Regions from separate parts of the Homo sapiens genome. Here region 2 is linked to region 1. A link is a contact called in ENCODE Hi-C or POLR2A ChIA-PET data. All regions are on one chromosome and are shown on one strand. The core of a region is the stretch at or near the end of the contact, and the rest is flanking DNA. Distances in the headings are between cores, read along the strand shown. Region 1 has its middle 87 kb from the start of LINC01449. Region 2 has its middle 120 kb from the start of LINC01449.

Region 1 (4,107 bases), core at 1,049-3,548:
TGCACAAGTCATCCTTTCTCAGGACATGAGGCTTAAGTTGGGTATGGAAAAAGAAAGAATACTAATAAAATGGGTTACAGTGACTTTTGGTTGAGCCTTATTTATTTTCTTAGATCTGTTTGAACAGACAGTTGTCATGTGGTTCACTCTGCTTTATGACGGAGGAAGAAGCAGCCATCTTCTTTCAAAGGTGCTGCTATGTTTCAGAGTGGTTTGACTCACACCTATAGCTCAGAAAAGAAGGAAATGATTGTAGTGAGAGGGATTGGAAATGGATGCTAACAAGCAAAGGACTAAAGTCAGGGTCAAAGTCACTTCTTGCTATAAAATTATCTCAGTGTTATTCTCTTTAACAAATGGTTTTATTTTCACTCCCCTCAAACAGCTATGATCATTATTCTGGCAACACTCGGTTCCATTTCAACATTAGTGGACATACCAGGTTGTGGCCATCTTTGGAATAACCCTGCACGCATGAACTCCTCTTTTGTTATTCCTTGTCTTTGTGACTATGCTAGCCATTCACCTACTCCTCACAACAGAAAATATGGGAGTCAACCTTGCTTCGTTTTATTTCAACACACACACACATACACACACACACACACACACGCAGTAAATCACCTAAGTTCATCATCCCACAGTCTCCCCATGCCTACTGCCAGTCTCCAACTCTAGGCCACTCTCATCTCTGTCCTTGATAACTCTTCTTCCTCCCAGGCTGTCCTCACTCAAGTCCATCCTCCATAATGCAGCCAAAGTATTCTTTTGAAAATGCAACTCTGATCAAGTCATTTCCCTGTCTAAACTATGAACTGGTTTTCCGTGTCCGGCGTTGAAAAATCTCACCATACTCAAAATCTTGCTGGCTTTCCTCTCTGACTCACCCTTCACCTTCCTCCCTTACACTGGGCCCCACCCTTATTTAAGTATTTCCTGTCACTTGAAGATGTTGGCTCCCCTTCGCCTCTGGGCCTTTCCACATGCTATTACCCCTACCTGGAACACACTATTGTGACAGCTACAGATTGGCACTTGGGTCACAGACCTCAATACAGATGTGTTTTAGGTTATTTTAGCTGTAACGCCAAGAAATACCAAGAAACACACGTTTAGGCTTAACCCAAATAAATATGAATACTTTCTTTTTCTTTCTTTCTTTTTTTTTTTTTAATGAGACAGAGTCTCGCTCTGTCGCCCAGGCTGGAGTGCAGTGGTCTGATCTCAGTTCACTGCAAGCTCCGCCTCCCGGGTTGACGCCATTCTCCTGCCTCAGCCTCCTGAGTAGCTGGGACTACAGGCGCCCGCCACCACGCCCGGCTATTTTTTTGTATTTTTAGTAGAGACGGGGTTTCGCTGTGTTAGCCAGGGTGGTCTCGATCTCCTGACCTCGTGATCCGCCCACCTCGGCCTCCCAAAGTGCTGGGATTACAGGCTTGAGCCACCGAGCCAGCCAATATGCTTATTTTCTTGACAGCTTCCTCACCCCTTAAGGAGGCATTCACTGGAGTCAGAAGGCGTGGCCGAAAGAAGAAACTCTGCGCTTCCCTTCCTGCCCCCATCAGGCGTAGCTGTCATTCCTATTGGTCCCCACCAAGGTGTGCCCAGCTGGCTTACATGTCTCATTCAGCCTCATTCATTAATCATACGCATCCAAAATTCAAACCAACACTTACAGTATTACACCAAACACTTGTTTTTTTAGTTCCATAAATTTGTGCTATTGCAGCCAATCATCCCACAACCATATAAAAGGAGTCTTAGCACGTGGTTAATAAGAGTTAAGGAAGCCAGGTTCCAGAAGGAATTTCTCAGGATTCCCTCTGATTCAGCATTCTTCATTCCTCCATTCTTGACCTGGCTATGCCTTACACACCCCTGGGCTCTTAGTTTTAAAGCTCTTTTCTGCTCCCCACTGTGGTCGTGTTAGGTTCCCCTACCAAGAGTTGCAAAATCCCTTGTTTCCCAGTAATGTTCTCTGCTAATACTCTGTTTCTTGACTGTGCTCTGAGCTTCCGAAAGGCAAAGAGTGTATTTGTCAAGGTCCCCATTGTATCTACAGAGCCTGGCATGTGGTGACTGCACAATAAATATTGCTGAACAAATAAATAAAATAAATCGTGGCAAGAATAGAGATTGCATTAAAAGTTTATCTCCCCTTTTCCCCTTTATCCCCAGGAGACCCCATCCTCCAGAATTCAAAGAAGAAAGTTGAACCCTTCTCACATTAAGCCTATCTGAAAAGCTGCTTTTAGAAACTCCAGTGCACACTCACACACCATTATATGTTATTTCAGGCTGGTGTAATAATAAAACTGTCAATCCTATGAATAAGAACTGTTTCTTTACTTGGATTCTTGCTCATGTTCGTGTATATTTATGTATTACTAGAAAAGCAGCATTCTTAAGATTCTTAGATTGTTTTGATAAGATATGACTCTACTTTTCCCAGCCTTTCTTATTATAAGAATCTTTAACAAGCTCTTTAAACAGTTCACACATGCTACCTTACATTTTTATGTGATGTAACGTATAGTGAAAATTTTTTAAAAAGATTTTCTTAATATAATGTTTAAATAATAAAATTATTTCTTGTCTAATGATATTTGTGCAAGTAGACTAGTTTTTTTATGCATAGAAGACACACCATTTCTTTAGTTTCGTTGAGGAATAATTATCAATCATTATTATTTATAAGACAAGGCTGTTCTTTTTTAAAAAAAATCTTTAATTTAAAATACCTCTGTATTTAAGAGTGTTAACTACAAGAGCCTTTTCTATTGTCGTTCTTAGAAAAAAAAAGGTTCTGATGTTTGCTAGTCTAATAATTTATTTAATGCCTAAATTCATGTGACCTGAAAAAAAAAGTTTAAAACATTAAGTGAAGATGTGTGGTTCTATGGAGGGCAAAAGTCTTGTGTATAAGACCACAGGTAGCAGCCAGCTCCCTCAGTGGCCATCTCTATCAGCCTTGAGACCACCTCTCCTTACTGATCTTAGCTAGAAAACAGGCAAAAGGTAGCAGCTTCTAGTGACCATTCCAGGCTGCTTACAAACAGGGTGATTCTGGGGGAAAGCAGAACTGGGTGCTTTCCATCTCCATTGAAAAATGAAAAAAACAGAAAAAAATGGACAAAATGAAGAAAGAATATAGAGAATTTCAAACAACTGGCTTAGTCTTGGGCCTTCTTTCCCTGCCCACCCCACACCACCATCTTTTGCATGCCCTTCTCACCCTGCCCTGTTGTCAACCTTGAGCTGTCTTGGAAGCAAAGTCCAAGGGGACAATGGAGCATGCAGGCAAGTTCCATATCACCCCATTTGCCTAGAGCATTTGGTTGCCCCATGAACACAGAATTCCAGTGGACCCACAATGTGTGGGAGTTCAGTGAGGCTCATGGCGAGTACAAGGGAAATGTGTCATGTTTATGACTAAGTGGTCATGCTTCCTGTTCAAACAAGAAAGAAGGCAACAGCATTCTAAGAAACACAAACAACCAAGGGATCTTAAAGTATCCTTTCTCACTCCTGTCACTTCCTTGTAATAACCAACCAATTACATGGAAAACGATGACATTGAAGGAAAGGGAAAAATAGGGAAACCTACAGATCTTTTTTCTTTCTGTTTTTAGAAAGCACATCAACAAGCCAAATGTAGAAAGCATCGGTAAAATGTGCAAATATAAAGAAATAAAAAAGAGTTGAGTTAGTGTTGTGTGGCGTTCACACTGTTCTGGTGAGAATGAAATACATATGCGCATACAAGGTACAGAACGTGAATTTATGAATTGTGTAATTTTGGTGATTCGGCAGAAGAGTTACATGTTCTTATATTTGCCTCTAAAACTTGCACTGAACAATGGTACAATTCATGCTCATAATTAAAACTTTTAATTTTTCTTTACTTTAGAACTACATTAAATAGCAAATAAATAACAACATGGCAAGTCAAGAGAGATCATGGAAAAAAGGAAAAGGCTTCATATTTAGTATCTTTAATGGCATATTTTCTGTTTTTGTTTTTGTTTTTTCTTTTTTTGAGCAAGAGTCCTGCATTTTCATTTTGCCTTGAGTCCTGCAATCATGTAGCTGGCCCTGCTTCCAAGA
Region 2 (4,107 bases), core at 1,119-3,618, 36 kb after region 1:
CTTCTTTCTGACATGTATGTTCCTTAAACCTCTCCTTCCAACTCTTCTGAAATCTAAACACAAATTTCCAAGTAACTCCTTGGCCCTGCCCTTGGGGTGGCTGCAGCACATTAAAGCCAATCGTAAGGCATTCGCCGTCTCTCCCTCTTGCCATGAACCCACCCTAGTCCAGAGGTGCAGCTCCTGGGGTTGCTAACTCAGTGAATGGCCACACGCCCAGGCAACCACCAATGCTAAGGCACACAAACTACTTTCTTCCTTCCATTTTCAAAAGTCAAAAGACCACAGGTCCCTGTCAATGGTGTGTCCTTTATGGCTATCTCATCATCTTTCTATTACTAGGGAAACTTCATTTCAATGGCTTGCAGCTTCTTTCAACTCCAACCTGTTATAAAATAGATTCAACCCTGTTTTTCCCCATGAGCTAAAACAAACCAAAAATCTCTGAGCGTAGATATTCAGTATCTTTATAATTGACTACAACATTTTTTTTTCTTACCTGGTCTTCCAAAACTCTTTAGACAATATCAACTTTTTTCTAGTCTAGTGGCAGTCCACCCAGAACAACTATAACTGCACCTAAGAGCTTGTTAGAAATGCACATTCTCAGGCCCCACCCTACGCCAACTCAGCCAGCTCTGTGATTCATAAGCCTGCCCCATGATCCTCCGGCACACTGAAGTTCCAGAACTACTGCTCTAGGCATAATGCTTTATTTATTTTCTTACAAACATATCACATCCTTTTACGTCATACCTTAATTCTAGAAATTTCCTATATCTGGAATGCCCTTCTTCTTAGTCATTTTTAAAATGTCTTTCTTTCATTTAGGAATCTTTCTAAAAGTAGCCACTTCTTAAGACTCTCCAATATCCTCAGGCAGGATTAACAGCTATGTTTTCTTCCTTCCAAAGTACTTTATTTATTTATACCTTTCTATACTATCATCTGACTTATAGTTAAAAATGACGTGTTTCTCTTGAGAACTCCAAATTGATTTTCCTTAGTAAATGATAGCAGAGAAGGAGCTGTACCTTCCTCAGCAATAATAAGTACTCAATAAAAGAACTCAGGCCAGGTGCGATGGCTCATGCCTGTAATCCCAGCACTTGGGGAGGCTAAGGAGGGTGGATCACCTGAGGTCAGGAGTTTGAGACCAGCCTGGCCAACATGACAAAACCTCGTCTCTACTAAAAATACAAAAATTAACTGGGTGTGGTGGCTGATGCCTGTAATCCCAGCTACTTGAGAGGCTGAGGCAGGAGAAACACGTGAACCCGGGAGGCAGAGGTTGCAGTGAGCTCAGTTTGTGCCATTGCACTCCAGCCTGGGCAACAAGAGTGAAACTCCATCTCAGAAAAAACAAACAAAAAAAATACATTGTTACTCTTATAACAAATAAAAGGGCATTTCCTAATCCAATCCCTTTTATATAAAATTTTGGATTTAAAAGTTCTTTTCATAGAGTATTTTAATGGAAAGAAATGAAAAACATCATATGAAAAAGATTGTTAACAATATGTACAAGCAACTGACTCATAAAAAAGTCAAATAGAATCAGTTGTAAAATTTCTGAACTAAGATTCACGGCACATTAAATCTAAACTGCAAAGAATTAAAACAACGTTTCAATGATTCTTAAAATAACCACATCATAAAATAGATTTGAGTTGGTAAACATAACACTTATCTCTTCCAGTTTTAATCGACTTAGGTTTTATTTTCTTAAAATTGAAGAAAATTGAGTTTTGTCTTATAAAACTTAAAATCTTTTTTACAAGCATTTATTAAATAAAAATAACCATTAATGATTCACACATGGGGCTGTTTCTACTATGATTTGTAGAGCACAGCTTTCCAGATTATTATTAAACATTCTAGAAAAAAGGATTGGATAATTTGTTATTGAATCATTCTGTGGTTCAATTTTCCAACTACCTGGCTACATGGGCTCAAAATGAAAAACTTTAAAAATGATGGTGTCATCACGAATCATGATATTATGAAAAAAATCTTATCTCCTTCAAAGGCAAACATAGCAATGTCATATTTCACGTCATATGTATAAAGCAATTGTGTTACTCACAAAACACCTTCAAAACTCATCGTTACTCATTTAAAGATCACAGGGTCCTTTTACTTATCAGAAAGGAGCATTTTCCTGCTGGTGTGAAAGCCACACAGCTAGTAAGTTCATTTGTTCACTTGTTTATCCATTGCCTTCGAAATGACTAGGGGATGCTTATTATGAAGGCAGCATTATTGTAGGTACAGAACATTTGCCTTTCCCCGCAGAAATTAGGCCCTGGTGAGGAAATAATACAGGTCACACAGTGATGAGTGAGTACTCTCACAGAGGGATGCAATTTCCTAAGCATAGGAAGTGCTAACAGAAGAGGCATGTGACTCAGAGGTATACAATTGAAGGATTGAAGAAATTTTCTCAGAACTGGAAGTTCCAGTTGTGTAGGTGAAGGGAGGGGAATGAGGAAGAAGAGGTTCCCAGCGGAAACAGTAGCATGTGTGGACTTGAGCTGTGTGGTCCAGAAGATAAGTATCCTTGGAGCAAACAGCGGCAAAGGGAAAACTGAGATGGAAAGATGGAGAGATTTAGGCCTGAAATATGAACTTACAGCAATCAGCATAAGAATGGTAATTGGAATTATGGGGAGATTAAATTACCTAGCCAAAGTGTGTTGAGTGGGGAGAGAAACTGTTCAGCCACGGAACCTGAAAATCACTGTCCCTGGAGGAGCTGAGAGAGCACAGTTAGCAGGTGGGAAGTGCGGGGAGGGACAGGAGTGGCAGGCAGAACACCCACCGGGAGGACACTCTAAAGGAAGGGATCGTCACTGTCTAAGGCTGTGGATGCAGACCATGCTGATAGAGAGAAGGATAGACATCCTCCACAGGCGAGTGTGCAGGTGTAAAAGGAAAGAAGCTAATGAACTTCCCGACAGAAAGTGTCTACTTTTCAGCAAAGCAGGGGTACAACTTTCTGCGGGACATGAAGGCCCATGCATGGAGTGAGAGGATGGACACAGCCACATTCAGGAGTGGCAGCATGAGTTCACCACCACACCCAGAAGCAGGACACTCATTTCTGGGTAGAAATCTTTAACTTTCAGTGAATCCAACACATGCAGTTGTATTATCTGATCTATCTCCAGCAGGAGACAGAGGAGCAGAGCTCGTGCACAGTTGGCTTGATTTTGAATGAGACTGACAATGCAGCTGAAACAGGATGGTGGCCAGGGCACAGTGAGGCAGGTAGAAAGCCTGTGGGAGCAAAATATAAGGAGGTGCTCACCTTCAGTGTCATGCAAGTGACTCAGATAAATGTCGTGAAGATGAAGGAGGAAGACAGAGGGAAAGACAAATGACCAAAAGGAAAGGGGTGTTAGGCGATGGCCTGGGCTCTAACCCTGCCTAGGGGAGGCTGATGTGCATTAAAGGTGAAAATGTTTGAGATGAAGAGACTGAGTCTGTTGCCCTTGCACAACCTGAAGTCACTTGAGTCGACGGCAGGAACCAGGAAGAGGAAGGCTGTGAGCTTGGTCCCGACATCCTCAGTGGATAAGAACAAGCTCTAGGAAGTCTGTCCAGGGAAAGGTGGAGGCTTCTACTGGACAACCTGACCTCAAGTGACCAGAAACTGAGTATGATGGGGGAGAGGTGGGTGCAGCAGTGGAGAGGAAGCTCTCAGGAGCTCTGGGGAGCTGGCCAGTGCTTCTCCTAACCGAGAGACACGTGGTTTTGGGGGATTGAGCTCCTTTGAGTGATGTGGTGCCCCCAAGGGAGAGTAAAATCACTTAAATAAGCATTAAATAAAAATTAAAGGAGGCCATTCTTGTGGGCTAAGCTCCTGCACTAGCCCCAACAGACCAGACTAAAAACTAAAATGGAGTCATTAATTCTGAGGTTCTTCTTCACCAAACCAAAACTGAGTTATCTGGTCTTCGGAGAAATCAGGAGAGAGAGATCAAATCCAAATTTCCCAAACAGGCCAGTTTCAATGGCATGCTAATGAAGTTCCCCATTGCCTTTAGTCCTTACAAAAAAAGAGTAACCTAATGTTAACAAATCAATTATTTCTCTATTCTTCTG

Evidence for each region. Hi-C counts contacts between places; a loop is a spot of excess contacts on that map. ChIA-PET counts read pairs that join two places held with the same protein, here RNA polymerase II (POLR2A). Pooled maps may share reads with other maps.
Region 2: a loop to region 1 is called in a map of PC-9, with 6 times the contacts of the local background. The contact joins two enhancer-like sites. A Hi-C loop is called at or near these places in 7 of 168 maps with a recorded cell type or tissue (Caco-2, Calu3, MCF 10A and 4 more) and 3 of 50 pooled maps. POLR2A ChIA-PET finds 5 or more read pairs at or near these places in 2 of 52 experiments (HEK293T and MCF 10A).

The regions. Positions count from the first base shown.
Region 1 is chr7:41,186,638-41,190,744 of GRCh38, forward strand. No RefSeq gene overlaps it. Among named protein-coding and RNA genes, the nearest start is that of LINC01449, 87 kb to the left of the region's middle. Within about 2 kb of position 2,299, at least 6 of the 41 ENCODE cell types and tissues checked have a DNase peak (open chromatin) inside an H3K27ac peak, as active enhancers do; they include PC-3, PC-9, endothelial cell of umbilical vein and 1 more, where a contact is called at or near this core.
Region 2 is chr7:41,222,208-41,226,314 of GRCh38, forward strand. No RefSeq gene overlaps it. Among named protein-coding and RNA genes, the nearest start is that of LINC01449, 120 kb to the left of the region's middle. Within about 2 kb of position 2,369, at least 4 of the 41 ENCODE cell types and tissues checked have a DNase peak (open chromatin) inside an H3K27ac peak, as active enhancers do; they include PC-3, PC-9, endothelial cell of umbilical vein and 1 more, where a contact is called at or near this core.